Regions from separate parts of the Homo sapiens genome. Here region 1 is linked to region 2. The links are chromatin loops, found by intact Hi-C in ENCODE. Cell type or tissue: gastrocnemius medialis. All regions are shown on one strand. Each heading gives the region's core, and the rest is flanking DNA. Links, peaks and the distances in the headings are about the cores only.

Region 1 (15,541 bases), core at 6,380-8,879, 76 kb before region 2:
GCTAGGCACTTGCATTCCTCGTATTTCAGCAACTTTATGGCTGGAACGAGGTATATCAGGTATCTGTGTATAGGGAGTTTGTCCTTGATAACGTATCTTTATCTCATTGCTCCACTTCCCAGTACTAACAGATTTAACTTAGAGCCCAGTAACACCTAAAAAGAACATCTTAGATTTGTTTCAGTTCCTCTAGTTCATGCAATACTTTTACAATCACTTGATCTTCACGCTGCAACCCTGCAATGCTGACAGGTAAGAAATATCAGAATATTGTTAATCATTTCTGCCATGGATTGACCCCCCTCCATGTGCCAGGGATTGTGCTAGACACTTTATACCTGCAGTCTCATTTAATCCTGAAACAACCCTGTGGGGTGTGCACTGTTATCTCCATTTTACAAGGAGAAGTTACACAGTGAGGATTAAGTGATTTGTTGGGGGCCATCCAGCTGTTAGTGGCAGAGCTAACACTGGAACCCAAGCCTTTGGTAATCTTCCTGTTCTCTAAATTTTGTTTCATTTTTATGATGAAAAGCTGGCCGGGTGCGGTGGCTCACACCTATAATCCCAGCACTTTGGGAGGCTGAGGCAGGCGCATCACGAGGTCAGGAGTTCGAGACCAACCTGGCCAACAGTGAAACCCTGTCTCCACCAAAAATACAAAAATTAGCCAGGCATAGTGGCATGCACCTGTAGTCCCAGTTACTCGGGAGGCTGAGGCAAGAGAATCCCTTGAACCCAGGAGGCGGAGGTTGCAGTGAGCTGAAATTGCACCACTGAACTCCAGCCTGGGCCACAGAGCGAGACTCCATCTCAAAAAAAAAAAAAGTCTTTGATTCTTCTAGGTAGCTCTTTCTTGTATGTATTCACTTTTCTATATATTTTTAATTTATTTATATTGTATATCACTGCAAGATCATGTCTCTGACATTTAGGCTTTGCGTGTAAGGTGAGTCTGTCCTGAGCTGCCAACACTGCCTCACTGATTTGCCATGAGAGAGAGAAGTATTAGGTACTAAATCATATTTTTAAAAACATACCAACAATGAAAACTGATTGTTTTATTGTTACGCCATTCTAGCCCAGCCCACAGGCTCAGCAGTAGATATTATGTCCCCTCTCCCTCCCTCCCTCCCTTCCTCTCTTTCAAGTTGGGGATCATTCTCTTGTTGTTGCTCAGGCTGTAATGCAGTGGTGTGATCATGGCTCACTGCAGCCTCAAATTCCTGGGCTTAAGTGATCCTTCTGCCTCAGCCTCTCTAAGCACTGTGATTACAGGCATGAGCCACCACACCTGGCCTATCTTCCTTTTAGTAGGTAATAATAGAGTAATTATGCTTTAAAACAAGCAAACAAAAAGGCCGAGTGCACTAGCTCACACGTGTAATCCCAGCACTTTGGGAGACCAAGGCTGATGGACTGCTTGAGCTCAGGAGTTCAAAACCAGCCTGGGAAACATGGCAAAACCCCGTCTCTACAAAAAAAAACAAAAATTAGCTGAGTGTGGTGGCATGCACCTATAGTCTCAGCTACTTGGGAGGCTAATTAGCTACTTAGGAGGATCACTTGAGCCCAGAGGCAGAAGTTGTAGTGAACTGAGATTGTGCCACTGCACTCCAGCCTAGGTGACAGAACCTGACCCTGTCTCAAATAAAAAAGAAAAGGAAAAGAAAAGAAAAAGAAAAAAGGAAGGAAGGAAGGAATTTGGTTTAGGACTTACACTGAGTGTTTCAATGCGATCTGATCCTCCCTCCCTCCCTCCCTTCCCTCCTTCCTCGTTGGTTAAGCATGTCTGTATGCCCAGAACTATCTTCATCTTGGAATCGGCATCTGCAGTTTAGTGTCGTCATCATTGTCGTCATCATTGTCGTCATCATTGTCATTATCATTCTCATTATCCTCTCTTCCCCATGGGTACAGCACTGAGTACCAATTAGCATGGTGGGCGTTTATGGAGATGTGTACAGTGAACACTCCATATGGTGCCTATCCTTGGGGAAGCAAGCGGGTCATCCGTAACATGAATACAAATCTACTTATGAATGCATATGCATTTCCACATCATCACAGGTATTCTGTAGTGAAACAAATGGATCTTGTTGCTATTATTTTGGTTTCCGTACAGTTTTACACAAATGCAGGAAACCCACTCAGAGAGCTGAATATGAGGAGCTGGGTGAGGTCACCTCCAACATTGCGCCTGGGACAGGGTCCGCGTGAGGAAGTGAGCCTGAGCCTTCAGCTAGACTCAAAGATGGAGAAAGAACCTCCTTCGTATTATTCTCCAGATACCTCCAAAGTTGAAAGATGCCACAATAAAGGTCATATAATCCTACTGGGTTGGTTGCTTTGTATGATTCTCTCTACCCTCTCTTATATCTTTCCACCACTTGGAGTTTAGTTTGACAAAAACTGATAAGAAGTGAAGAGCACACATTCACTGACAGAGGCATCTCAAACCCACAGCTGGGAGTCGGGAACCTGTGCTTCACCTTACCCTTCCGTACTCATAATTTAGCAGTGGCTCCATAAATGATGAGATATTGAGATGATGAGAATGACATTGAGACTTTCCAGCACTAGTTTTATTTGGAATCAAAAGCCACAACAATAATTTCATTGACCAACGGAGTTATCTACCTAACGATGTCTCAAAACAGCAAGTCCAGGCCGGGCTTGGTGGCTCATGCCTGTAATCCCAGCACTTTGGGAGGCCGAGGCTGGTGGATCAGTTGAGGTTGGGAGTTTGAGACAAGCCTGGCCAACATGGTGAAACCCTGTCTTTACTAAAAATACAAAAATTAGCTGGGCATGGTGGCAGGTGCCTATAATCCCAGCTGCTTGGGAAGCTGAGGCAGGAGAATCACTTGAACCCAGGAGGTGGAGGTTGCAGTGAGCTGAGATCGTGCCCCTGCACTCCAACCTGGGCAAAAGAGTGATACTCTGTCTCAAAAAACAAAACAAACAAAATCCAGCAAGTCCTTGGCCTATGACATTTAGAAGTTTAAAATTAGAACTTGTACAAAATGTTTAAAGCCTGTAGGAAGTTCTAGATTTCCAGCATATCTGAAGAGGATTTAGATCCTGTTGATCCTGGAGAGACATATCTATGACCGACCTCTTCCACCACACCCCTCCCTGCTGTCTTTATACTTTGCTGAAGGAACAGGTCTCTAGAAGGTAGCCTCATAATAACTGGATTCTCTTCTGACTGGCTGCCAGGGCCATTTCAATGGGCATAGTACTAGAAATGTGTCTTAAGTAATAGGAGGCTGGGCACGGTAGCTCACGCCTGTAATCCTAGCACTTTGGGAGGCCGAGGCAAGCAGATTGCCAGAGCTCAGGAGTTTGAGACCAGCCTGGGCAACACAGTGAAACCTCGTCTCTACTAAAATAGAAAAAATTAGCCGGGCATTGTGGTGCATGCCTGTAATCCCAGCTACTTGAGAGGCTAAGGCAGGAGAATCGCTTAAACCCGGGAAATGGAGGTTGCAGTGAGCCGAGATTGTGCCAATGCACTCCAGTCTGGGCACAGAGTGAGACTCCGTCTCAAATAAAAAAAAAAATAGAAAAAGAAAGAAAGAAAGAAATAGGAATGCGCTGGGCACAGTGGCTCATGCCGGTAATCCCAGCACTTTGGAAGACAGAGGTGGGAGGATACTTGAAGCCAGGAGTTCGAGACCAGCCTGGGCAACATAGCAAGACCCTGTCTCTACAAAAAATTTGTAAAACAAATTAGCCTGGCATGGTGGCATGTGCCTGTAGTCCCAGCTACTCAGGAGGCTGAAGTGGGAGGACTGCTTCAGCCCAGGTGTTGGAGGCTGCAATGAGTTATGATCATGCCACTGCACTCCAGCCTGGGTGACAAAGCAAGATTCTGTCTCTAAAAACAAAGAAATAGGAATGAACCCAAACACTGAAGGCAGGTACTATATTAACATTCAGAGTCCCACCTCTAGGTCTTAGTAGGGTCTTCCAATAGGATCCTATATTTTTGATTTTCCTTTTTTTTTTTTTTTTTTGAGACGGAGTTTCACTCTTGTTGCTCAGGCTGAAGTGCAATGGCACGATCTCGGCTCACTGCAACTTCCACCCCCTGGGTTCAAGCGAGTCTCCTGCCTCAGCCTCCTGAGTAGCTGGGATTACAGGCGCCCCCACCACGCCTGGCTAAATTTTGCATTTTTAGTAGCAATGGCGTTTCACTGTGTTGGCCAGGCTGGTCTTGAACTCCTGACCTCCAGTGATCCACCTTCCTCCCAAAGTGTTGGGATTAAAGGCGTGAGCCACCCCACCTGGCCTACATTTCTGATTTTCTATCCAACCCAGTGGTGAACATACCCATCGAAGTACTCATGCCCTCCAGGTAGAATCCCACCTTTCTGAGTGCTGGGGATTATGAATTTACCCCTAAGTAATGACTACTTAATTGTCTCACTCTCATGTGACCCTTCATATCTTCTTCCATGTCCCACTTCCAAGCTAAAAGGGGTATCATCCCACTCAGAACAGCCTAGGGTGGGAGGTGGAAGCAATGGGGCCCATCAGTGTCTGCCTTGTGCCCCTTGGCCTGAGACAGCTGTTCCCTTTGATTCCCAGTGGTGTCACCCTGTGGCCTCACTACCTTGCTGTCCGCTTTCAAAGCAGTTTCCAGGCACACCCTATCTCCACCTTTCTGTGAGAATAAATAAACACTTTGAGGCTCCCATGTCTTTATTAAACATTTCCTCTAAACTGCATGCTCTGGCTCTGTGCCCACGTGCACCAAGAAAGCTGCCCAGGAGCAGCCAAACCCCAGAGCCCTGCCTGCTGGTTCTTCCTATAAATAGGCCTTTGAACAGGCAGGAGGCACCTGCATGGACTGCCACTCCTCCCCTCCTCTCTGCATCCTGGCTTTCCCAGCTCCCCGGGTCTCAGGCTGGGAGGATGCTGAGCAGCCTCCCCAGCCCCTGATAGAATGAGCAGCAGTATCGGCGGCGGCGGCGGCGGCGGCAGCAGCAGCAGCAGCAGCAGAGAAAAGACCAGGAGCGAGTTGCACGTGCTCCCTCCCTCCCTCCCTCCGCTCAAGGCCAGGAGCTGCTGGGACCTGTGGTCTGGCAGTGGGGAAGGCAGGGGAGCCTGGTCAGCAGCAGGGTGGGAAAACGTGGAATGGAGACTAGAAGAAGAGAAGCTGTACATAAATAAAGAAAGAAAGCATGTTTGACCAAACCCCCAACACCGAAATCTCGAAGCTCAGTGGAGCAGGAAATTGAATGGCTGGACTCCGCAGCCTTGCCTGGCCCTCCTCCCCCTACCCCTGGCCCAGAAGACTTTTTAGGCCTCCAGACTTTTTTTTTTTTTTTTAATTTAGAAATCTCAAATCTAGAGAGAAAGAGGAAAGGTGTTTTTAAAAGAGTGAGGGCTCAATGGCCACAGATCTGAAAAAACTGAAAAGCGGGGGGCGGGGGGGAGGGTTGGGGGGCGGGGTAGGGGAGGGAGAAAGAAAAGGGCACCCAGATGTGTGTGTGTGTGTGTGTGTGTGTGTGTGTGTGCGCGCGCGCGCGCGCGCGCGCGCAAGACGGTCTAGGAACCAGCCCGCAAGGGGAAAAGAAAACAAAGGAAAGTGTGACATGAGAAAGACAGAGAAATAAGTGGTGGAAGGCGTGAGTGGTGGGGGAGGGGACCGGGCGCTGGAGAGAGGCAGAGAGGATGGATACCGGAATGCAGGCGGCCTGGGGAGGGAGGGAGGCTCACATGTGCGAGAGAGAGAGAGAGAGAGACAATGATGTCAGCATTTCCTTCTGGATTGGTCACGTGGTCCTTGCCAGGTAAACAGACTGGAAATAGACTCCATAAAGGCAGTGCCTGCCGAGGGAGGGCGGGAGACGAATCCCGCTTCACCCTTTCCTCTCTGCTGCGTCCTCGGCAAGCAGGTTTTCACGTCTGCGACAAGGTGGTCTCAGAGTGGAATTGCATTCTTACAAGTCAAGGAATATGATTCGGAGAGGAAAAGCTATTCGCTTTTATAATTAGCTCAAGGGGTTTGGAAACATTTTGATTAAAAAAAAATAATAGAGGTGGGGACAAATGTGAATCTAAGCTCAGATGCTATGAGTGTCTTGGGCCAGGGATAGCTTATCTTTGTGTCTTCTTTGGAAGGGGCTCAGATGGATCTAGATTAAGGATGAATTGCACGGCCGCAGTTTAGAGTGAAAGGATCAGATGCAATAATTATCAACATTAGGAAACAGAAAATGCTAACAGATTCAATGAGAATACATTAAAAGAGTTTGATACAGTTCAGTGTGTGACCCTGGTGCCCCAGGAAGGAATGGAGACCCCACAACAGAAAAGAAGTTGAAAAAAGGTACAATGACTTTCAAGCAGTGTTCTTTAAAAATGGTATGAAAGGATTCTCAAGCAAAACATGGCAGGAGTTCGGGGCACTTTAAAATGGGAAAGGGACCTCTGGAAACTTTATCTGAAAGCAAACTGAATGAAGCAGGTAATTTTTCCACCTGGAAAGCTCTAGAATCCAAAATGGTAGTGGGAGGAAGAAGTGTATGGATCTTTCTTCAAATGCCTGGAAATAAGGCTTTTGCGTCCATGATGAAATATCTCATTTAGATCACTCTTCGAACAATTTTGGATTGACAGGATATACCATTATGACCAGTTATTTTCTGACCGGGTGGAAATTTGGCCAAAGCCCGTGGGAAGTGGAGTGACCAACTCAGTTTTTCAGAAATGAGTGGGTTCCTAAGATGCAGTTTTAAATGTGGGACAGTCTTAGGTAAACTGGGACCAGTTGGTCACCTTAGTGGGAAGCTAGGAGTCCTAGTCTAGTCTTCATGAATATAATGAGACAATTCACCCCTTCCCCTTCTCTACCCACCAAAAAATAAAACAAAACCACCTTTCATTCTGTTTTTCTCTCATTTCTTATTCTCTCCCTCATTTCTTTTGCTTAATCTTCCCTGATCAGTTTATAGCACTGCATGGCTAATTTGGGTGTGCACGATTCTGTAGACGGACACGTGAGCTGGCAGAATATAGCTAAACTGAACAGTTGGCTTTAGTTGCACCTGGGAAAAAGGAGGGGAAAAAACAAGTGTGCATCATTGCTTCTTCTTTTGCTTCCCCCCTGCCACCCGCTTAACATCCCTTATTGGGGGAGAGGGTGAGAGGCCAGTCAGTATGCACAAGTGTACTTTCAGCCCTCGGGTTAAAAGACAGATATTTGATACCCCTCTCTGTTAACAAAATACGTCACTCTCAAGACTCCCAGCCCAGAGTTATTTTTGCAGCATTATGTAATTGGATTGCCTAGTCAGAAGTACTTCCTTAACAAGGCTTTCAGCAACCTCTCCGTGTGGGCCTGGCCAGTCCTGCCCAGTTACACACACTCATACTTGGGCAGCATCAGTCAGAGTCAACCCAGCCGAGCACGGCGAGGAGTGATCAGCCCATACCACTGGACTGACCACCCTTCCCCCTTGTGCAGTTGCGCCCAAAGGGGTGGTCAGTACCCGCAGTGCGCATGGAGGCCAGAGTTGGTGGACGACCATCAGGTGGCCAAACCTCAATATTGGCAAAGCAGGCATCATCTTTGTTTCAAGGGAGCTGTGGAGCTGCCCCACCCACAGCCTTCCCTACCTTAGGGCCTGCAAGTGGAGCACTCAAGTGACCAGGAGTTCCCAAGGGGCCTGCCTTTGGATGTCTGTCTCTGCCTGCTCTTATTCCCTGTCTACTGGATTTCCTCATATTTTTTCATGAGCAGTTGGTCATCTGATCATCCCTTCCTGTTAGCCCTGCTGACTCACAGAAGTAAGGAACTTGTCTGAGCTTCAGACACAGTCAGAAAATTTACAAAGAAAAACAAAAAGGCCTGGTATGAACTTCCCTAGTATGGCCAGCCGAGGCTGGAAAACCAAGGGGCACACCAGGCAATTGTTACATGGGTTCCAACCCTGTAATCCTAGGATTTTGTTGATATTTCTCTATTGCATTGTCCCTTTTGGCCTTTTTCCCTTTAGTGAATAACATGGGGGACCATGCCCATCAGTGACTTGTCTCTTAGTCTTGAATCTAGCCCTGAATCCATACAAAACCAGAGCACCCTTCCGGGAATATTTTTATTTCCTGCGCCTCAGCCCATCTGCCCTACACATCTATCTTTTCTCATCCCTTGGGTCCCCTGATTCTACTGACCTTGATGAGAGGCAACTGGTGTAATAGAAATAGCTTTAAAGCCTGACAGGCCCAGGTTCAAATTCAAGCTGAGCCACTTAATAGCTGTGTGACCTTAAGTGAGTGACTTAACCTCTCTGAATCTGGTATTCCTCATCTATAAGATGGGACTAATAATACCAGTTTCCCAGGGTTGCTGGGAGAACTGAATGCAATTATTTGGAAAGTGCCTGGCAGGGAGCTAAGGCAAGGTAGGTGCTCAGCAAATGTGGGCTCTCTAGGGAGGTAGGAAAAGAGCCACCTTCCCTTGCTCCTGAGAGCTGAACTGCATTCTCTTTACCATCTATCTCCTACTGGAATATACTTTTTAGGGGTGCTAAATTGAACCTTACCATCATTTGGTGGTGGGTTGGGGGAGGGGCCCTTGGTCCGTGGAATAGAGACTCCCTTGGCTATTCCTTTGGGGGAAGCTTTCCACCTGACAATCCCCCGCCTGCCTCCTTACAGCCAGCGTCTCTCTGCAGACCCCTCCAAGGCTGGGCACTAAATTCAGTGTATTAGCCTTGGTTTTATCTGTGCCAAGCTGCAGGGGCCACTGAGTGCTCTGTGCAAAGGGACAAGGGATGAATGCAGTTTCTCCAAAGTGTCCACCTGTGTGAACCGTGCATCTTTGTTGCAAAGGTGGGTCCATTCCAACTGCACAGCAGGAACTAGTTGGGACCCACAGGGCAGGATCCCAGGGACAAACTGAGGTCTCAACCAGCCACAGGCAAAATAATGGGGGAGACCAGGAAGGAGAGGTTCCCTGAAGATGAGGGGCAGGGACAAGCCAGCACCCAGGGGCTCCTTCGCTGAAGTTCACAAATGCCAAGAGCCGTGATGTGAACTGTACCTGGAGGGGCCAGGCTGGGGTGGAGGAGCGCCCGTGGCAGCGCGCACCACTGTTCCAGTTGGCAGGAAGCCCTTCCCTGAAGACTGTAAGTTTAACCTTTAGCATTCAACTGTCGGGGCTTAAGTGTCGTTATGAGCAATTCTTCCTGCTGCAGCGTTCCCAGGCTGCGGAAAGAGGGGTCGGCTCAAATCTGCCCGCTTTCTTTTTTCTTCCCAGACAGAATGAGAGGGAGGGAGACGTGCAGCACCAAACACGCAGGCACAGGCACCCCTCCAGACGGCCCTTCGCTAACTCCACACACCCACTCCCGCCTCCTTGGCGGGCCCGGTTTCTGGTCTGCCTTGGAGGCGAGCAGGGCCCCGGGGGTTCTCCACTCCCAGCTCTTGCACCTGGGGCTGAGGGGTGCAGAGGCGCCTTCCCTCCCCAGGCCTTGGCTGGAAGGGGCTCCTGGGGACATAGGGGTCCAGCGTCCTCCTGCAGTTGGGTTCAGGGTCCCCATCTCAGTGCTCTCACCTCCGTATCCCGCGGGGCTGGGGGGAGGAGGGCGCATCTGTGGCCCTAAAGAGACTAGGCAGCCCGGCGAGAACGGCGGAAAGAGAAGGGAACCACCAGCAGTCCCGGGTGCGGAGTTAGGGTGACGGGGAGGCAGGCACGGGGCCTGGGCGGCGTGGGCCCTGGGCGCGAGGTGCGCCCCTCGCCGCGCCCTCTCCTTTCCAGACCACTGCTGGGGCGGTCCCCCGGGCCTCGTGGCTTTTCTGGGCATCCGCAGGGGCATAATGGGGTGATCGAATTGCTCCGCCCGGGCCTGTTTCCCCGCCCATCCGAGGGGCCGTTGGGCCATGCCCTACGTGCACCTGTGAGGGGCGCCTGGGTCCCAGTGCGGCGACTCTGCACTGGCCTAAGCGCCTCAGCCGGTGTCTCCGGGGAGCCGGAGGGCCCGAGGCTTCCTCCCGGGAGTCCAGAGCCCGCAGGAAAAAAAAGGGTCCCGAAATGGAGATGGGTGTGCCGGGCATTAGGGACGCGCACGCTGGCTCCGTGAACTGGGATCAGCATCTCGGGGCAACTGTCGAATTCTCAATGATAAGGTTTTGGGAACGAGAGGCGGGGAGGGAAGGGGCCTGCGCTATACAACATCCAGCGCAGAGGGACGGAAGAGCAGACACGAGAAGGGCGCGTCTCACGCCCGGGCCTGAGGAAACTGGCGTCGAATGTCCCTGCAGCCCGCTGAGCTCTGGAATTAAACAGGGAGGCGGCTGAGAGGGCGCGCCCCGAGTCCACAGGGGACCAGTGCCCTGCCCGCAGCCTTGACACAGGCTGGGCCCTAGGCCACCCCACGGGTAGCCCGGCTAGCCAGAGCCCCAGTCAGTGCGCTCCAGGCCCAGTGTGCGCCGGACTCCTGCCGGCCGTGGGGCCACGCCCTGCCCTGCACTCACCAGCCTTAACCAAGTACGGGCTCCAAATTTCGTGTCATGAGCGCACGGGAAGATCGGATTCGCATTTTTCTCTATTTCTGAGAATGGGAAACCAACGAATCGGAAATTTTTTGCCTTGGAAAAATATCTGTTCGATGTCGTTTGTTGCTTAAATTGTCTTTGGAATTTTTTTTCAACTTTATTTGAAAAAGAGAAAGTTGATGCGCTCCCCAAACCCTGTTTCTCTTTAAACCGTCCCTTTAGACGTGCAGCCGGTTATCGCAGATGTTTTCTGGGGCGAAGAGAGCAAAATGGAATGGGAGGGAGGACGAGGACTGGGAATCTCTCATTTTAAATCCCATTACTGGCTTTGGGGAGACACACACACGCACACACACACACACACACACACACACACACACACACACACCAGGAAAAGCTAGTTCGTCCCCCACTGATTTCCTTCATTTCAAAGATTTCCCTCGCCCCCTTAAATCACAAAATTATGGCGCTAGGTATTCCTCAAGAAAAAAAAAAACCCTCACGTTTATTCAGAATATGTACACGGCATAGGTTCCTTTTTACATTTCTCAGCAAAAAATAAAAGGGATGGGGGTGGTGGGTAAGAGGCACTCAATTCCCTGGCCATTAAATAAGCCATGCCTGCAAGAAATGCAAGCATGGGGTGGGGTGGGGGGATTGTTCAGCCGCGCATCCCTCCGTTATCGCACGCCTGCGTGTCTGCGTGTCAACAATGCACGTGCCACCGTGGGCACCGTCTCCCGGCGCTGGCCCAGGAGGGCTATGTGCAGATGGGAGCCAGGTCTCAGTTGCCCACTCACAGCCCTGCTCCCAAGCCCGCCGCCCGCCCATCGCAGGGTTTCCTTTTTTCCTGGCTCCGGCTGGCAAGCAAGAAGTCTCTACCATTCCCCCAAGTTATGCCCTTGGAAATCCCTAAAGCGAACACAGCCCGACCGAGGGTCTCTTGCCCTCAAGTTGTTCACTTTGTTGCGCTGTGATGAAGTTAGTTCTCTCTCTTCTTCACTCGCCCCAGGCTTTACATGTGGTGCAAACTTCTAGTACCTACCAGGTCACCAAAAGGGAAGTCAGGCGCTAGCCAGCGGTGCAGGCGGTGTGGAACCCGGGAGAGCCACCGGCTCCGCGCCTCCTGCCCCAAGGTTGGATTTCAGATTTCCATTGCAAAGAAGCTGAGGAAACTGGGAATCTGACTCAAACCCTGGAACTGACTAATTGCCCTGCATTTTCACAATGCGCCATGTATTCAAAATGAAGGGCAGGCTTTATCATTTGGAACTCTTTCAAGGATCCGGGCGCTCCAAGTTTGGGGCTCATTCTTTAAAGGTTTTACTTCTGAGAAACAGGAAAAAAGAAAGAATGAAACATACCCACAATCCATGTACTGGAGATGACACTCAAGAGTAGGTTGTGGTCTCTTTTGAATCGGGAGTTCAAAAGAAAAAAAAAAAAGGCTTGTTCCCTCCCCCTTGCCCCAGGGATGAAACCTCTCTAGATTTGAGCGGCCAATTTGGTTTGATTTCCGCGGTTTGGAGGCTCTGGCAGGGTTAGGGGCGGCAGGGCTCAGAAGACAGACCTCAGCTGCCTTCTAGACCAGCTGGTCTGCTCTTGGCCCTGGAAGCAGAAGCTAAAATCGGGGTGATTCACCCTCACCCTGGTAGCTGGAGTGAGAGTCAGGGGAGGGCGTCGCGGAACCTCCCTGGCCGCGCCCCACACTCCCTGTCCGTGTACTTCCCGGCTCATCTCCTTATCTTCTCACCGCACCCCCCACCTGCCTCCTGCCCCCCAGGGATCTAGTTCCCTTTTCTCTCTGTCATTTCGAGCCAGTTTTCTTTTCCCACCAAAAAACTCCTTTTTCTTGGAGTAACTTTCCGAAAGAGCTGTCGTCCTAAATGCCATCCTCGTGGAGTTGGATTTGGGAAGCTCGTTCTCAATTAAAGCGCCTTTTGTGGGCACGGTGCGCATCCCTACAGCCCCCAGAACGTCACCTGGGCGCGGGGACCCTCAACCTGGCGGGCCGGACACTGAACCATAACAAAAGGGGACTTCAGACCCTCTGCTCTTTTCCAGTGAAAAAACCCTAGAAACACATCTGAATTTGGTTTTTGGTTACCTTTCAGGTGTAAAAATTTATTTTGACCAAAGTATTCCCCAGTCCGCCTGAGTTGGGGGAAAGCAAGATCCTGAGAAAGAATACAGGCACAAAGCAAGAAGCTGCATGTAGTGGGCACCACTGTGTACATCCCCTCACGACTGTGGGGACTGTGACAGGAGTCTGAGGGTCTAGCACCAACATTCAAACGGCCTAGTCCTGCCAGGGGGACCCCTGGTTTTCGTAAACGGGGAGGGGGGGTGATTTTTACTCAGACTCAGCTACTCACTGTCTGGCGCATTGAGAGCAAACTTTTGAGATCTGGTGGTTGAGGCTCAGGGCACAGTGGCTTAACCTTAGGGCAGAGCCTTGGATGGAGCGATTCCGGACGCTCAGAAGAAGCGCACCCCGCATCTCTACCAGAAAAGGGAACTGTCCGATTTGTCTGGGGGTCAGGGAGTGGACCGGGGCGATGGGGGTGTCGGATGGATGGAGCCCACGTGCTGCGCCTGGCTGCCACTCTCTAGTTTCTCCCTCCCTATCTCATCTTCTGCCATTTCCAGAGGCAGGAGAAAGGTGATCTCGGACTTGACCCCTAAATCACAGCTGCCGGTGGCTGCACCTCGCTCCAGGATGAGAGCAGCCCCTTCCCCGGGCTCGGGCAGCTTAACCCTTTCCTCCCCGCGCGCGCAGAGGCCGCCGGTGGCGGCGCCTCTGACCCCGGCACTGCGAGCAGCCCGCCTCCTCCGCGCGGCACCTTGGATCCCGTGCAGAGACCACAAAAGGACGAGGCTGCCGGGCGCTGCAAGCCTGGGGCACGGGCCGGCTGGCCCGGAGCGCTGCCGAGGAGCCCGAAGAAGAGCCGGAGTTAGCGGAACGAAGAGGGATGTTTAGATCATGTTAACTACCCAGACAGATGCACTTCGGCATGTCTGCATTTATGGAATCCATATGTTGTGGCAAATGAAAGGACTGCAACACGTACATACAATAGACTTAGAATAACAATACACATTCGAAAAGGGACTCGCACATTCTTCACCCTCCAACCCCTTCCTTAGATCTAGCTCTGGAGTTGTACGGAGAGGCGTCCTTTCAACCTCTCCTGCCTCCACACGGGGTTTTCTTTTTTCTTCCTTTTTTTTTTTTGCTTCTGTGTCCCCAATCTCCCTGCAGAAGAAAACCCAGGGCCCAGAGCTAGGCTTTTTCCAAGTGAGATCTCCTAAGACCCCTTCATCCTCCTTGCCCCTTAAGATGGCCCATTGCCTCTTTAGCCTTTGGACCAAATAATAGCTGCTCACATTGCAACCCCATATTCTGATAATTGCAGGGAAGCAGATTCTTACTCAAATTCACCATTCACATCTTCATCATTAAATCAACCTTTTTATGTTATATTTGCAAAGAAGTGGCTTCAAACAGATCTGGAAACACAAGCCCCCAGTGAGCGAGCACTCACACAGCTCTGCCCAGTACCTGAATTTATGTACACCTTGTATATCTGTGTGCACAGATATATTCACATACTCACACAAATGCAAAGACATCTGAAGTCATTCAAATGTATATTTATGTACCCCTTTATGCATATATTTTTGTGTTTTTATATCTATATCCATTTGAGTGAGAGCTAGAGAAATGTACACAGCAATGCAATATTTAGCCTACATTCCACTTTCCCTCCTAATGTAAATGTCTTAAAAACAGGTTGGTCTAAAATTTTCTGCCCTCTTGCCAGCTAAATGAAAGATTTAGATTCTGAATTTCTTGTTTCCTTTTTTTTTTCTCATTTTGTACGTAAAATAATCCATATAGATGCTGGATTATCGTCTAAGCATTATTCAATCATACAAGCTTGGTACCTCTCCTCCTTATAACGAATTCACTCAGTAAAATTAGCATAAGTATTTACCAGATTAAGCTGACATTTTCCTATATTGTAACATGAAATACATTTATATCCAGAATTTCCTCCAAATAGCTTATACTAAAGGAAATACTGACTTCCTCCGCACCGTTTTATATAAGAAACAAGCTGCAAGTTCACTTCTAGTACTATTTACATTTTAAAAGAAAATAAATACATAGTATTTAAGTGATTTTTCAAGATCTACAAAGAGGAATTTAATTCTACCACATCTTTAAAAAAATAAACAGCTTTATGAAGATTCGTGAAGACAGATAAAAAGGAAGTGAATATATTCCTGAGGGTCTGAACAATTTTCCTTACCTGATGTATTATGGAAAAATTCAGAATTTACCAGTCTTCCTTCAGTCAGCTACATTTTACACTGACCTGCCCTTTGGACTGAAAGGGAAAAAAAAAAGATTAACTGTTGCCATTGAAAAATTTAAAATAATAATCAGAAACCGGACAAACTGAAGGTAAAAATATACAATGGCTACAATAAAGATAAATATTTATTTAATCACAGTAGAGGTTGTGTTTGGACTGTAGGAATGTTTCATCCTTCCCTTAAAAAAAAAAAAAAAAAAAGGCAAGAAAGAAAAAAGCTAGAATCTTTGCAGGCTCCTAGAGAGTTCCCCATTGTCCAGGGCTATCGAGAGCCCAGAATGGCATTAACCTCACAAAAGACACATTGTGCAGGGGACAAAAAAAAGCCCCTTCTTCTACAATAACTTTTAGCTTTTTTATTTTTAGAAAATGACAAAGGTTTTGCAAGCACTGACTGGTGAAACCTGTAGCAAGCCAGGCTGGACTTGGCTTTATTGATCAGCTGTCCTGCATGGAAAAGCAGCCAGAAAAAGTTTGAATGGCAACCCAGATTTGGCTCACAGAGAGGAAACCCCTGATTTTTCTAAATGTATTTTCTTCCCCCGCCCCCCGTAAATAAAATAGCATTATTCCCAGAGTGAATTCAGAAGGATTAGATGAGGTAACCCTGCAAAATCCTAAACCGGTTTTTTTCTCTCTAGTCTTGA
Region 2 (15,541 bases), core at 5,991-8,490:
ATGTCTGACTTGTATCGTGCCCAATAGGATGGGGTCCTGACAGCTCTCAGGATAGATGGGTCACCCCTGAGCCAATCCTGCCCAGATCTGGACTGAGCCTGCGAAGTTTTCTGGTTAGCGGTTGCTGTGAGCATGCCTCCAAAGTTTATGCCCTGTGGACATTTTTCTTCTGCTTATAGTGATTCCCAAGCCTGTGGATTTGTCCTGTGTTTGTTTGTGCCTTAAGATTTTCCAGGTATCCAGGCATGTTGGCTCATGCCTGTAATCCCAGCACTTTGGGAGGCTGAGGTGGGAGGATCACTTGAGGTCAGGAGTTCGAGACCAGCCTGGCCAACATGCGAAACCCTGTATCTACTAAAAATACAAAAATTAGCCGGGTGTGGCGGCATGTGCCTATAATCCCAGCTACTCAGGAGGCTGAGGCAGGAGAATTGCTTGAACCTGGGAACCTGAGAGGCGGAGGTTGCAGTGAGGGAAGATGGTGCCACTGCACTCCAGCCTAGGCGACAGAGCGGGACTTTGTCTCAAAACAAAAAAACAAAAGATTGTGTAGGCACCACCTCAGTTGATTATTCTGTGTAATCTCATGTCTGTAGCGTACATGTGACTAGGGCAGAAATAATTCAGAATAATCTCAGATTAGGTCAAAATGGAAGTCTCCTGTTTAAGAATGAGGAGATGTTTATGTGGCTACTACAGAGTTAACCACATGTCATTGCAAAGACAGTGAGTTTTCAAGTTAAAGGGTTATGAGGATTTTAAATTAAGAAACCCCAGGGGTCTAGTTTAATGGTGGACAAGCCCCAGAGAGACGATCTGATGGACCAGATAAGTTGTACACAATTCTGTGAAAATCTGTTAACTCCAGGCCCGGGCAGCTTAACTTCTTGACATGTCACCCAAATATAATTGTTAATGCCGTGGGAAAGAGTCTTGAGCAGCGGTAAGTTCTGTAAAGTCTGTGAGTGAGAACTACAAGCATGAATTATTACAGTGGGGCCAGATCAGAGTTATGTTTTAGGTTCTCATGATTAGAGGAAGCCAGGGTTTTACATTACTGCAGTATGTGGCCCCTAAGCACCCGAAATGTGGCTGGTTCGCCCTGAGCCATACTGTGAGTGTGGAACACATACCAGTTTTCCCAGGCTTAGTAGGAAAACAAGGGGAAACTGTCTTAATAAAACCTAGATCGATTACGTTTGAAATAATGTGTAGACAGATTCGGTTAAATAAGACATATTACAATGAATTTCACCTGTTTCTTTTTTCCCCTTATTAGTATTATTATTTTTTGAGACAGAGTCTCAGTCTGTTGCCCAGGCTGGAGTGTGGTGGCATGATCTTGGCTCACTACAAACTCTGCCTCCTGGATTCAAGCAATTCTTGTGCCTCAGCCTCCTGAGCAGCTGGGATTACAGGCATGCACCACCACACCTGGTTAATTTTTGTATTTTTAGTAGAGATGGGGTTTCACCATGTTGGCCAGGCTGGTCTCAAACTCCCGACCTCAGGTAATCTGCCTGCCTTGGCCTCCCAAAGTGCTGAGATTATAGGTGTGAGCCACCGCACCTAGCCTTGAATTATTTTTTTGTTTTTATGTTTTCATTTTTGTTGTTTGGACAGGGTCTTGCTTTAAATCACGGGAGTACAGTGGTGCAATCATGGCTCACTGCAGCCTCCACCTCCCAGGCTCAAGCAATTCTCCTATCCCAGCCTCCTGAGTAGCTGGGACCAGAGGTGCACACCATCACACCCAGCTAATTTTTTTCTTTTTTTGTAGAGATAGGCTTTCCCTGTGTTGCCCAGGCTGGTCTTGGAACTCCTGGGCTCAAGCGATCTTGCCGCCTCGGCCTCCCAAAGTGTCAGGATTGCAGCTGTGAGCCACTGCACCAGGCCCCTCCCCTTTTTTAACATGGATACTGGGAAATTTAAAGTTCATAGATAGGTGGTTCCCCTTTTAGATGAAGGATTTACATGAAAGATGGTTAAAGAAGGAAGAGCCATAGATGTGTGGGTTATGATTCTGGCCAGTGAACTTTGTGGAAAGTCAAACCTGGCTCCAGTGGGGAGTGCTGTGAATAAGTCTGGGGGGAGATGATCTGTATTTGCTTTTCAGATTACCCCACCTTAGACAGAACTTTGTCAGATTGTGTCCCACTGGCTGTGATCTGACTGGAAAGTGAGGAGACAGATGTGTAGCGAGAAGACTGAGTCGCTGCCTCCTTGGTGAGGCAGAGGCAATGGGGCTTCACCCTGGGGAACCCTTGAGGGCAAGGGTGGTTACTCAAGACTTGGAACAGCCCTCTTGAGTAAAGAACTCTATTGCTCAACTGTGGGACCTTTAAAGGAAGGCAGCTGTTGCTCAAACAGAGACGTCTGGACCCTCAGAATCCGGTTGTTCAAGTTTCACAGCCCATATGCAAGACAGCACCATTGAATTCTCCAGTGGGATGGAGACCGCCATGATATGCAAGACAGATCTTACCCCGCCAGTGACAGATGGGAGCGATAGAGCAGATTCCCACAGAACCTGTTTGTGAAGCTGCAGGAACACTTGTGCAGTGTGCCCTTATAGAAAAGTTAGATTTCTGTTTGTGATTTCCTTTCTCAGGGTTGGTTTGGGAGGGTCTGTTTTTGAGCCGGGCCCAACGGTTCTCTTTCCGGAGCACCAGGATCTTGCGCTTCTGCCCAGAAGCTGGGTAGCTTTCTTGGCCACACTGAATGTCCAGCCTTACTCTTGGCTTTTACCAGTTTAGGGGTCAAGGGTTGACCATACCAGTTGTCAGTAGTAATACCTAGAGGGCTAGCAAAACGAGGCTGACCTTAAGCTTCTTTTAAGTTTGTCTTTTCTTTGTGATCCTGGATCCGGAGTACTGGTCAGACCAGTCCATATCTGGCTGATTATTATCAACAAAGTAAACTTAACTCTGTGGCCAGAAACAGTCCTTAGCATCCAGCAGCTTAGGTTTACCAGGTGAAACTGCCAGAACTCCGTGGTTGGATTGCACTCAGGGCAGGGCCTGGTAATGCAAGGAGTTGCACAGGCGGGGTTCCCACGCCCCCAGCCCCTCCCCGCCTTGTAGGCTCACAACCAGTTATGGAATTTATCTTGTTATTAGGTTTGTCTCTTTTTGTAGAGAGTTGATGGATAGTTGTTAGCATTTTGGTGCTTAAGGATGTCTGGATAACTGCATGGGTTATAGATTCTAGCCCTTTATTGAGGACCAGCTTCTTGGCTGCTTGGTGCTCTGGCTCTGGGCACACTGGTTTACAGAAGATGAGAAGACACAGTCTCTGCTGATAAGAAAATCATGCTTAGTTGGACTGATCATTGTCCATGCAAATAAGTATCTACACTGAGGGGCTTAGGAGAAGCAAAAGAACGAATTAATTAATTAATTTATTTATTTTATGTTGGAGTCTTGCTCTGTCACCAGGCTGGAGTGCAGTGGCACGAGCTCAGCTCACTCCAATCTCAGCCTCCCAGGTTCAAGTGATTCTTCTGCCTGAGCCTCCTGAGTAGCTGAGATTACAGGTGCCCGCCACCATGCCCGGCTCGTGTGTGTGTGTGTGTGTGTGTGTGTGTTTAGTAGAGACAGGGTTTTACTGTGTTGGCCAGGCTGGTCTGGAACTCCTGACCTCAGGTGATCCACCCGCCTTGGTGTCCCAAAGTGTTGGGATTACAGACGTGAGCCACCGCACCTGGCAGTAAAAGAACGTATGAATATGCCTTCATAATTACCAAGATAGGACAGTGCCTCCTGAGCAGAACATCGAGAAATTCTGGAGCCTAAGGCCCTGGGCAGCTGGAAAATACCGACGTTTATTTGTGTTTTCAATTGGCGCTGTTCTCATATGTGCTCATTTGACCCTCTTAATAATCTTAGAAGTCATTTGGCCAGGCCCAGAGCTTTCCTTTGTTGATGGTGAAACGCTGAGGCCCTGTGAAGTTGCATGATTGGCCCAAGGTCTTGCAGCTAGGGAGTGGCAGGACCCAGCGCGGGGTTTGTGGGCGGATTCCCGTGTTCTTGCTGCACACCATGCCACATCCATGGCTTAAGCCTCTGCAGGAGCTTGGAGAGCTCTGAGGACTGACAGCCTTTGTGTTTCATATTAGGGGAATTTGGGGCCTGGTCTTGGGGAGAGCAATATGACCGCTGTAGTTGTAGTTGTGATCGGAGGGACAAAGAAGGTGTCCATCAGAGAGGTTTGTGCCAGCGGTTTAATTTCCTTTATTTCAGGACTGGAAGTTATTTAAATTACTTTATAGACTTCCTGTTTCCTTCCAAGAGCTCATTAAGTCCGTGCTGAACTGCTTGCTGGGTTGCCATAATGGAGTGCCTGGATCTGCAGTTCCCGTTCCGTCCTCCAGGGCACCCAGATTGGAGAGGCACGGGCGAAGAGTGGAGGGGAAAGTTTGAACAGCTTGTTTATGGTGACCCCTTTAATTGACATGCCATTAGGACTCGACATTTATTATTTTCCTCAAGGATAAAGCGTGCCCTGGACTCTGGACTCTGTAGAATATTTTCTGAAATGTGTTAATTTCACCATCCCATTTTGGAGAAGGGGCAGGCACCTCTCATCTGGCTGTAGGAGTGGGAACCCTGTCTACATTTTTGGTGATTGGAGTGCAGCATTGGACTAAATGGGGCGTTAGGAGCAGATTACGGGGAAGGCTGAGGATTCCCCTGGTGATCAGGAAAACACATTGGTGTAATTGGATTACCTTAACCCTTCATTTAACTTGATGGGAATGCTTTCAAACAGGGGTTCCGGAATATTGCTACAGCTTTTCAACCCTGTCCACAGGCAGCTCTTGAAGAGATGTGCATTTGACTAGATGATTTACCTTGAAACCTGCCAAGAGAATAATTTTAGGAAACACCCCCGCCCCTTGTGCCTCTTTAATTGTTCCGTCAGGAGGAACCTTGGTGCTGAGCACTGGTTCTGTTGAGAAGTGCTAATTAGAAATAATAGCTACAACAAACAAGTGTTAGGAGGCAGCCTAAGTGATGTCAACATCAAGAAGCTGTCATTGGCTCCCTGCAGATGTGCGGGCCAGCTGTGAGGCAGGGGAGCCTGCTGCTCCCTGCCATCCACCTGGGGAAAGGTAGAGGAGGTAGGAGTCGGATAGGCTGCCATAGCCAGGCCCCCTTGGCTCGATGACTTTTGTTCCTTGGTTTGAGGTTCTGTTAATGCACTCTAAGTCCCATTGGTACTCAATATGGACTCAATTTCAGCTGGTCCAGAAAGTCTTGGGGGAATCCCAGAAATGGCACCTGGGGGCTTGGGGAGGGGAAGTCATTCCATCCCAGGAGGCAGACAAGAATCCTTCTGAAGGTGGAAGTAATACAGCGACTTAAATATAACCTGAGCCAGACTTGCATGTCTAAGTGAATGCTGAGTCTTAAATATTCATTTACAATGTTAAAGTCTATAATTTCTTCATAAAGAATTCTAAAATAATAAAGATGACCTGGTAGGCAAAATTCACTTGTATTTTCTAAAAGCTTTTGATAAGGTCCCTTATAAAAGATTAAGAGAGAACAAAACCACAGTGTGGCACAAAGTCCTTGTTGTGGATTAAAAAATGATTAAGTGATAGGGAACAGAAGAATTCTGGTGGAGACCCACTGCTTGTAGCGGGGAGAGGTTAATAGAGGGGTGTCTGAGAAATCTGTCGTCGGGGCTGGAGTTATTAAGTATATTAATTGTTTGGAGAAGGAAATGGAGGGTGAATTAGTGCACTCGGCTGCTGCTACCCTGGTTTTTATAACTGGATTCAACCCAGAGAGTCTCTACAGCCCCGAATGCATTGGGGGATCGGGCAGCACAGTGGCAGAGGAAATGAAGTTTGAAGACGTCTAGGGTGTAATTCAGGTTGGCAGAAAGTCTGGTCCACGTGGGAAAGCTACCATGCCCCCTGAACTTGCCGCCTCTCCTGAGGACAGAGGTTCAGGAGTTATCGTGAGCAAACAGCAGTTCAGTGAAGTGACTTTTTAAGTACAAAACAGATAAAGGAAATTGGAGTGGGGAGTGGTGGGCTTGAAAAATAAAGGGTTTTCTTAGGAAGGATGAAACAGGCGCTGCTGTGCTGTTGGGCATCGCTTGTTGTCCTGTTAGAGTGAGGAGGGATGATTCTTTTCGTCTGACAATGTTCTTTTTTGTGCAGTTTTAGGTATTTTTAGAGTCATGAGGAGGGCAGCTGCTCTATTTGGAAGTGCTCACATCTTTATTTCTCAATGGGGATTTTGCACGTTATTCTGAAACATGTTAATACATGTAGGCAGCTAACGGTAGGGGGGCCTGTGGACAGGTCTGGTGGAATCACCAAATCATAGCAGATGATACTACGGATCTCTTAGCATAGACCACATGGCCTGGCATCTAGAATCTTGTGATGCGAACAGTGGGCCATACAGGGTGCTTGGGTGAGGAGTGATTTTGGTTGAGTGGGTGATAGGAGCAGGCAGCCAGGCTGGCCAGCCAGGCCGGGGGACCTGTCTTCATGTGTCCTGCCTTTTTGCAGTTCTTGTTTTTTTTGTTTGTTTGTTTGAGATGGAGACTAGCTCTGTCACCCAGGCTGGGGTGCAGTGGTGCGATCTCGGCTCACCACAGCCTCCACCTCCCAGGTTCAAGCGATTCTCCTGCCTCAGCCTGGGAGTAGCTGGGATTACAGGCGCCTAGCGCCATGCCCGGCTAATTTTTCTATTTTTAGTAGAGATGGGGTCTCACCATGTTGGCCAGGCTGGTCTCAAACTCCTGACCTCAGGTGATCCACCCGTCTCAGCCTCCCAGAGTGCTAGGATTATAGGCAGGGGCCATCGCGCCTGGCCTTTCTGCAGTTTTTGATGCCCCTCGAAGGCTCTTTGGTGCCTTCCTTCCGCGGCTGGAATGAGTTTCGTGTGCACGGCCATCCACCTTGAGAGGTTGTACCTTTCTGAATGGGCTGTTCCAAGCAAGCCATACATTTCTTTCTTGGTCAGTCTCCTTTATTTGCTAATTTCCTTTTGCTGTCTGTCTCTTTACATGGGTGCCACTTTAATTAAGACCTAGAGAAGTGCTGGCCTCCATGAGAAATGTGGCTGAGTCCCCTCTTTTGGCTGTGAGTAAATGCCTTTGTGTGGGTTGGGATCCCTAGGAGGCACCCCCCTAGGGAATTTTTGCAATCTTGGCCGAGCATAGTTAGAAGCTGCAATTACTACTTGGTTGCTAATTACCCAGCCTCACATTAGATCCGTTTACAGGGAGAGCTTGGAGCCTGTCAGCAAAGGTCAGCCGGAGGTCCTCTCACTAAACAGCCCTCTTGTGATAGCTGTTGGAGGGGAAAGGCATTAATGGGGGAAGGCAGGGAAGCTGGCTCTGGGCTGTAGGATCCTCGCTGTGGGGGATGGGAGAGGCAGAAGTGCTGTTGATGGCTGCAGAGGTCAGAGAGGCTGATAACCCATCTCATAACCTTTCTCAGGAGGCCTGGAGGAAGGCGGAGAAACGCTTTCATTTTGGAGGCTCTGCTCTAGCAAGGAGGGAGATGGATACTTAGAAGAAACTAGGACCTGTGGGTTGGGGACTTTTAATGGTTGACTATGTGAGAAAGATCAGTTCGGCGACAGCCTCTGAGAGTGGAAGAGACCCCTCTGCCCCCAACTCAGGGCATCATTTCTGTTGTTTCTTTGTACTGCCTATACTGTATTATTTGCTTTACATTTTTCTTTTCACGGGATCCTCCGTTATAACCACAAATACCCACCTTAGCATCATCCCGAGCAATTGTGTCTGAGGAATCACAGGCTCGTGCTGGTTGGATTGGCTCAGATAAACATTGACTGGCTAATGACCAGAATGTACAAAGTTCACCCACTCCCACCTGGAACCATCTAGCCCCTGGCCAGTGTTGCGTGGGTGAAACACCCTGAAAAAAGATGATGGAAAAGACACTGGCCTGGAAGTCTGAGTACTTGTGTGTGACCATGGACAAGTCTCTCTGCTTCTCTGAGCCTCAAAAGTGAGAATACGGCCTTTGTTGGATTGCTATGCAAATGACATGAGAACATGTTCTTTGTCTGTATAAATGTTAATAAATATTAATATAAGCATTAATAGCTAACCCCTATTAAGCATCTACTGTGCTAAATACTTCACTGTCTCATTAATCCTTACAACCCTATGGGGTAAAGATGATCCTACACCCATCATATGAGTGATGAACTTGAGGCCCAAAGTCTGTAGCAAATTTGCTGCTGTTAAATGGCCTCTGCGCTGGGATGCCAGCTCAGAGCATATACTCCTAGCCACGACAGCAGTCCCTCTTTATCCTTGGGGAGACATTCCAAGACACTTAGTGGAATGTCTGAGAGGGAGGATAGTATCAAACCCTAGGTAGACTATGTTTTTTTCTCTACCTACATGCCTATGATAAAATTTAATTTATAAATTAGGCACAGTAAGAGATTAACAGTGATAACTAATAATAAAATAGAACAATTAAAACAATATCCTGTAATGACAGTTATGGGAATATGGTCTCTCCTCTCTCTCAGAATATCTTACTGTACTGTAATGTGGGTAACTGAGGTCATGGAAGATGAAGCCTCGGATAAGGGACTGCTATACTATATTATCCTAATGCTATACAGTACATACTATGCTGTGTATAGGACTTCTTTGTCATTAACCCATTTCTCTCTCTTTTTTTTTTTTTAATTTTATTTTTTGAGACAGGGTCTCACTCTGTCACCCAGGCTGGAGTGCAGTGACGCGATCTTGGTTCACTGCAACCTCCGCCTCCCGAGTTTAAGCGATTCTTGTACCTCAGCCTCTCGAGTAGCTGGGATTACAGGCATGTGCCGCCACACCCGGCTAATTTTTGTATTTTAGTAGTGGCAGGGTTTCGCCATGTTGCTCAGGCTGGTCTCGAAGTCCTGGCCTCGAGTGATCCACCTGCCTCGGACTCTCAGAGTACTGGGATTACAGGCATGAGCCACTGCGCCCAGCCATTATTGACCCATTTCAAGGTGTTAGTTTAGTGCTTCTCTGATATCTGCCTGTTGGGTACATTATTAGACAAAAATCGTTTAAAGTGAGGAGAACTGGAAAGAAGAGGGTGCTCAGCTCCTCCAGGGTGGATCCCTTTTAAGATCGCTCAGCAGCTACAGCAAGGTCTTCAGCACTCAGTTCCTGTCTGTTTGTCCCATCCGTGGCTGGGACAGGCCTGGACTTCCCCATAGCTCTCTCCCGCCCGCTTCAAATCAGGGCAAGATCAGTATGTGGTGATGGGGGCCTTGGAGGCAGGGGCACGATGTGTGAGACTGATAACGTTCTTGCAGCCTGAGACATGGGCTTTAGAGCAGTTTCGAAACTCTGTGTTCTCTCTCTTCACAAGTACAATGCGTTTCCCTGGCATTTACAGGCCAGGACCTGGGAGAACGCCGTGTCGTCTTAAACCTCAGAAATTGCCAAGTGACAGTGCCAAGGGACGGGTTTACTGGTTTCCCCTCCATCGGACTGAGTGCAGCTGCCCTTCCCCACCCTCCTGCAGTTAGGGAGGCGTGTCCCTCTTTTGACTGGCTGAGTCAGAAATCAGCCAGGACTTAGCGCTTTTTGATTTGAACAGAAACGGTGGGGGGAAAAAAACCCAAACCTTGTGGTATTTTATAATTCGGGAAAGTTGGTCTAGAGAGGGCCAGCGAATTGGCTGTGGGACCCTGTTAGGGAAAGGTCTGGGCCTCCTGACTCCTGCTTTCTCTTTTCCTGAGCCAGAGGAGCCCCAGGCCTGTGCATGAAACATACTTGACAAAACTAAATTTTTACTGAATTTCCACCCCTTGGGTGCTGACTAACACCACTTCCCCACATATAACTCTGCGTCCGCATAATTAACATATAATTTGATACCTGGAAATTCATGCAGGGTGGAGCTGGAATGGATTACTCAGCTTTTGGCAATTCTTCCTGGGCTGTAGAACTCTGTGTGCTGCATCTTGCTTCTCCTGTTACTGCTAACTCATTTGGCCCATATTCTTCCCACTTATTTCTTCCTTCTGCCCTGGAAAGATGAGTGAAATAAGTATGTGGTATGTTTTTGTCATTGAAGCAACTGAAGGATTGTTGACTTATCCATGTGCACTGTCCACTTACCTAGTATGCGTGTTCTTAGCCTGCTTCTCGCATTGGCTGGTGGAGTTTGATAGTGCCATGGTTTCTTTTTTTTTTTTTTGAGACAGAGTGTCTGTCGCCCAGGCTGGAGTGCAGTGACACAATCTTGGCCCACTGCAACTTCCACCTCCTGGGTTCAAGCAATTCTCCTGCCTCAGCCTCCTGAGTATCTTGGATTACTGTCATGCAGCACCACGCCTGGCTAATATTTGTATTTTTAGTAGAGACAGGGTTTCACCTTGGCCTGGCTGGTCTCAAACTCCTGACCTCAGGTGATCCACCCGCTTCGGCCTCCCAAGGTGCTGGTATTATAGTCATGAACAGCCGCACCTGGCTCTGTTTTAATTTTTTTTTTTTTTTAATTTGAGACAGCGTCTTGCTGTCTTGCCCAGGCCAAGAGTGCAGTGATGTGATCTTGGCTCACCGCAGCCTCAAACTTCTGGGCTAAGTGATCCTCTTGCCTTGGCCTCTCTTAGCTGAGACCACAGGTGTGCACCACCACTTCCTACTAATATTTGTATTTTTTGTAGAGATGGGGTCTCCCTATGTTGTCCAGGCTGGTCTCAAACTCAGGGGCTCCTGTGATCCTCCCACTTTGGCCTCCCAAAGTGCTGGAATTGTAAGTGTGATCTCTGTGCCTAGCCAGTACCGTAGTTTATTTCATTGCCTGCTTCCTCATCAAGATGATGCCATCAGTATTAAAAAATGCAGTCAGTAATTATCAGTGAAGAATAAAGATGAAAAATTATGATGATTTTGCAATTTAAATTTATAGCATATGCTGATGGTTATAAGTTTTGTTGGAGAAATTATTTATTGTGTTGACACATGTATTAATGTGGGGGAATCATGGCTCTTAATGTACATGATACCTGCCTTTATAGATTGAAAGACTGGGTGAACCCTGACCTGTTGCAGGGACCCAGTTAGTGCAATTGAATTCCAATCAGGATCACTTGGAAATGAATCCAGAAATCCGCGTTATTTGAAAAGAAGTGATTTAGAGCAGTGCAGAGGGAAGATTGTATATGGTGTGAGCTCAGAGGAAGGCTGGAGTGAATCCCTTAATCAGAAATGTTTGGCGGGTTCCAGCCTGCATATCGACCCCTCGATGGCCACAGCTTCCTGATCCAGTGGCTGGAGAAGGATCTTGGGTCCGTGTACCAGCTAAGCATGCACCCTTCAGTCAGCTGCAGGAAAGGTGGGAGCGGGAAGAGTAGCTCCGGGACTGGCTGGCTGTTCCCTGCCCTAGACTGTGCTTATGAGCCTTTCAGGTTTTGAGAACTTGACTTTGGAAAGCTTCTAAATTTGTTCCTAGTGGGTTGATGTATTTTGTGGAGGTCAAATTAGAGCTAATGGCCTTAATGGTTTACAGTGCTCCTAAATGGTTCTTAGCACTTATGCAGGCTCGACTGGCCCTGTTGGGCGGGTTTCCAAGTGTGGACCATATTGTTCTTAGGGTATGTTTTTTGCTGAAGTTATTGTTGGGAGGACAGATATGTGCAAGTGAGGTTAAAAGGTAACAGCAGAATTAGCCACATATAATATTAAACTTTCTTTTGGTATCAAATCCAGGGAGGTGTTTGTTAACATGGGCCCCGTGAGCATATGTGAATGAATAGGGCGTCCAGCTTGGAGTTCAGTAGGTGGCGTTTGTCTGTCCTTTGCCACTTTGCCTAGGAGCAGGTGATTCATGAAAGGCAGTCCTAGGGAAGCCTCAGATTCCCTCCGGCCATTCCTGGTTGCCAAATAGTTCCTCTAAGAGCAGGTAGCCAGGTTAAAGGAATCCCTGGTGCATCCCTTCCAGCCATGCTGTGGTATCCATGAGTTCATGGCAAGGTCTTTGGCAAACGAATGATACTCTACATAAAACTGGCTCCAGTGTTCTGATTTCTGTGTGTTTGGGAGTAGGTGGGGCAGAACCAGATGTCTATAAAGGAGCTGCATGTCTGTACTGGTCCACACCATTGAAGCATACATGTGTACACAGGCACAGTGTGGGGGCAATGACCTCCCAGAGCTGCTGGTTGCAGCTGAATGGGAAGAAAATAGGGCAGGTAGAGGTCCCTCTACCTAAACTGAGGTGGCAGTGGCAACGGAGACCAGGAGCACTGGTGAATGATTTCTCCATGCTTTGATCGGGGAGGGTGGGAGGTGGAAGCAGCCTCCACATCATCTTACTTTGGCCTGTCAGCTCTCAAAGTGGTGTCCCTTCAATTGCAAATGTTGTTTTGAAGGCCTAGTGCTGTAGAAGTCTATTACAGGTAAAATATTCTTAGCTGCTATGAGAGTTGAGTGAGGGATGGGTGCTTGCCTTCTAGCTGCTGATGGAATGACTACTGAATTCTCCTTAAAACTTGAGTTCTTTGTTTTGTGTTGAGACAGGATCTCACTTTGTTGCCCAGGCTGGCGTGTAGTGGCTGGATCACAGCTCCCACAACTCACTGCAGCCTCAGCCTCCTGGACTCTGGTGATTCTCCCACCTCAGTCTCCCGAGTAACTGGGGCTACAGGTGCTCGCCACCACACCTTGCTAATTTTTGTGTTTTTCGTAGAGGTGGGGTTTTGTTTTCGTCGTGTTACCCAGGCTGATCTCAAACTCCTGGGCTCAAGCGGTCTGTCTGACTCGGCCTCCAAAAGTTCTGGAATTACAGGTATGAGCCACTGCACCTGGCTGGGTTCTATGTTTTTTCCATTTCACACTCTGAAAACACACCTTCGGTATATTTGCAGAGCCCTGAAGTCCTGGGGCTGCCATCCTTAATCGCAGGACCCAGTGGCTTTCCCCTAAGAGGTCCGAAGAACATGATTATACTACCTGCGAGATGCCTACTTATATTGAAAAATATGTCTGCATTGCAGTTCCTCTTGAACATGAGGTGACAGCATTGGAGACGGTGCCGATAATTCAATAACTTGCGTCTCGAGGAAAACGGTGGTGTCTGTGACCAAGAAGGAGTTAATTTCCACTGCTAATAAAAACTAAATGGGTGCCTTGGGCATGATAGAACTTGGGACCCAAGCCCAGTTCAGCAGCCCAAGTCACAGTTGAGTAGTGTTGGCGGAAATGCATTCTACAATCAGCATTTGACCATGTTCAGTTAGCTTCATGGCCACCAAGTTCTCCAGAGAAGTTTTAATTACAAACCAAGGTGGTGTGGTTTCTTAAATGTGTTAGAACAAATGGATGTCAGCCCAAGGAGCCCTGAGCAGCCCCCCTCCATCGATAAAACCCCATAATTATCACATGGCGGGTCCTAAGGAGGAAATCTGAAGGCCCTGAGTGGCTGTCGGCTGTGCTTCCGTCCTCCCCTTCCTGAAGTTGGGGGCAGGGTGAGGGTGGAGAAGGACAGTCTGTTCTTTAGAGAATCTGAGAGTGAAGCTCCACCCAGGACGGGCCATGGAGTGCCTGTCCCTGGGAAGAACATGTTAACCGCCCAGGGGTGAGGCCTGCTTTTTGGGAGTGGGAGATTGTGGGGAGTTGGCGGGGTGGGGGGTGGTTAAAAATGGAAGACCTTGAAATGGCAAATCTTTATTAGTTTTGTAAACAGCTTTAGGAAGCGCTGGGAGCATCTTGCAGGGACCCTGCAATTATCATAATAAACAGTTTTATCATCTGCTTGGCAATCAATATTGTGGCTTACACTGCTTTAGTATCTCAGTGGTATTGATTACCTTAACAACTGTGCTGCGGTCAGCTTCCATTAACCCCTGCTCTGCCGGCAGAGCCTGTGCCTTCCCTGGTTGGGCGGAAGACTGCTCTGGTCACAGCCCAAGCAAGTGCCAGAATGTGACAGCTGCTAGTGAGTTCAACACAGCTTGTATCTGAGAGCGTCCAGGAGAAGGGAGGGTTTTAACCAGGGAATCTGGAAGCCAGTACAACTTTTTAAAGGCGTCTTTTTGTGTGTGTGGAGACAGTGTATTAAAACAATTATAGCAGTGGGATTTCAACTATGACTCAGGAATTTGAATCTCAAGAGCGAAAATTCCATTTCTTCCCTGCCTTGAGTCTGTCCAGTCCAATGTTGTTCTCAGCTCTGCCTCGCCCTCCCTGGGGAAAAATTGACGTGTGTAGAATTTAATTGAGGACACCCTTATGCAACTGGCTTTCCTGGGACTCCCCTCACATTTGTTTTGTGATCCACATTTGACTTTTACAGAGAAACCACTTATTTGGGGACATCTAGTTCTAGGATTCAGGTTCCCCTGGATGTCTGGAGTTACATAGTTGATCATAAGATGACAGAATGCTGGAGAGAGATGTCGGTGGCGCCTGAGATGATATCAGCCTCACTGGATAGCCCATCTCTGGTGTGGTTCATGTTTACGTTCCCCTTTTCTCCTGATGAGAAGGTGACAAGGACAGTTTAGGAGAGCAGCTGGAGTCCAGTCTCCAGACAAAGCCAGTAGGCAGACCCCATCATTTCGAGATTACGTAGTATTAAGTGACGTTTCTCAGAAACTTGGGACAAGATCTTGCCTGTGGGGGCGTGTTGGTGTTCGTAGTGGTGGTGGTAGGGGTACGTGTGTGTTGGCTTTGTTTTTTTCCTCTTTTAATTGCTCTATTTTGTTTTAAATATGAGAGATGTATGTGTATATGTGTATAGGTATATATGCATATTTATATAAATATATCCATATGTATACTATATACATGTACATGTATACATACATATGTAAACATGTAATGCATATAAATTTTATATGTATAAATTCTGTTGAGGCCTGGGGTGAGCTTGCACACGATAGTGAGGTTTAGCCCCTTCGCCCCAGCCTTATTGAAGACCATCACGGGGTCCTCAACATTGCAGACCCAGCAACACAGGTGCTGTTCAACCTAAGGGACATTGACCTATAACATTGACCTCTAAGCCATCTACCACATCTCCTCAGTGAATTTTTTTTTTTTTTTTTGAGTCAGAGTCTTGCTCTTTGGCCCAGGCAGGAGTGGAGTGGTGTGATCGTGGCTCCTTGCAGCCTCAACCTCTTGAGCTCAAGTGATCTTCACACCTCAGCCTCCCAAGTAGCTGGATTCACAGGCGTGCACCACCATGTCTGGCTAATTTTTAAGGATTTATAGAGACGAGGTCGCACTGTGTTGCCCAGGCTGGTCTCAAACTTCTGGGCTCAAGTGATCCTCCCACCTCAGCCTCCCAGAGTACTGGGATTATAGGCATGAGCCACTGCACCTGGCCTCACCAGTGAATTTTTCAAGTTTGTGAACACAAGTTTCATGGAGTCACTGGGGAATGGAGGAGGAAGAGGCAGTAGATAGACTAGGAGGAAGGTTGAATCAGGGCAGCTGCCACCTTCCTGACTGTCTTGCCAGGCTGCAGCCTGTGGCTTGCTTATTCCTCTTTGCTGCCTGAGAGGAGCCAGGAGTGAAA

The links. Peaks named below come from ENCODE experiments on the same cell type or tissue, not always from the same donor. Only the 100,000 strongest peaks of a DNase experiment are listed, where the experiment ranks them.
Region 1: it touches region 2 in a loop (3-fold over the local background); 12 of 110 quality-filtered maps call a loop at or near these places.

What each region holds. Positions count from the first base shown.
Region 1 is chr16:73,060,926-73,076,466 of GRCh38, reverse strand. It overlaps a transcript of ZFHX3 not described here. Among named protein-coding and RNA genes, the nearest start is that of ZFHX3, 21 kb to the right of the region's middle. RefSeq lists an enhancer at 11,394-12,015. In gastrocnemius medialis, for the core only: no CTCF peak of the experiment used is centred there; DNase peaks (open chromatin) are centred at 7,356 and 7,686; H3K4me3 peaks cover 1,002 bases; H3K27ac peaks cover 2,500 bases.
Region 2 is chr16:72,984,153-72,999,693 of GRCh38, reverse strand. All of the region lies in intron 1 of ZFHX3 (zinc finger homeobox 3), which reads left to right. Among named protein-coding and RNA genes, the nearest start is that of ZFHX3, 56 kb to the left of the region's middle. In gastrocnemius medialis, for the core only: no CTCF peak of the experiment used is centred there; a DNase peak (open chromatin) is centred at 7,293; H3K27ac peaks cover 2,500 bases.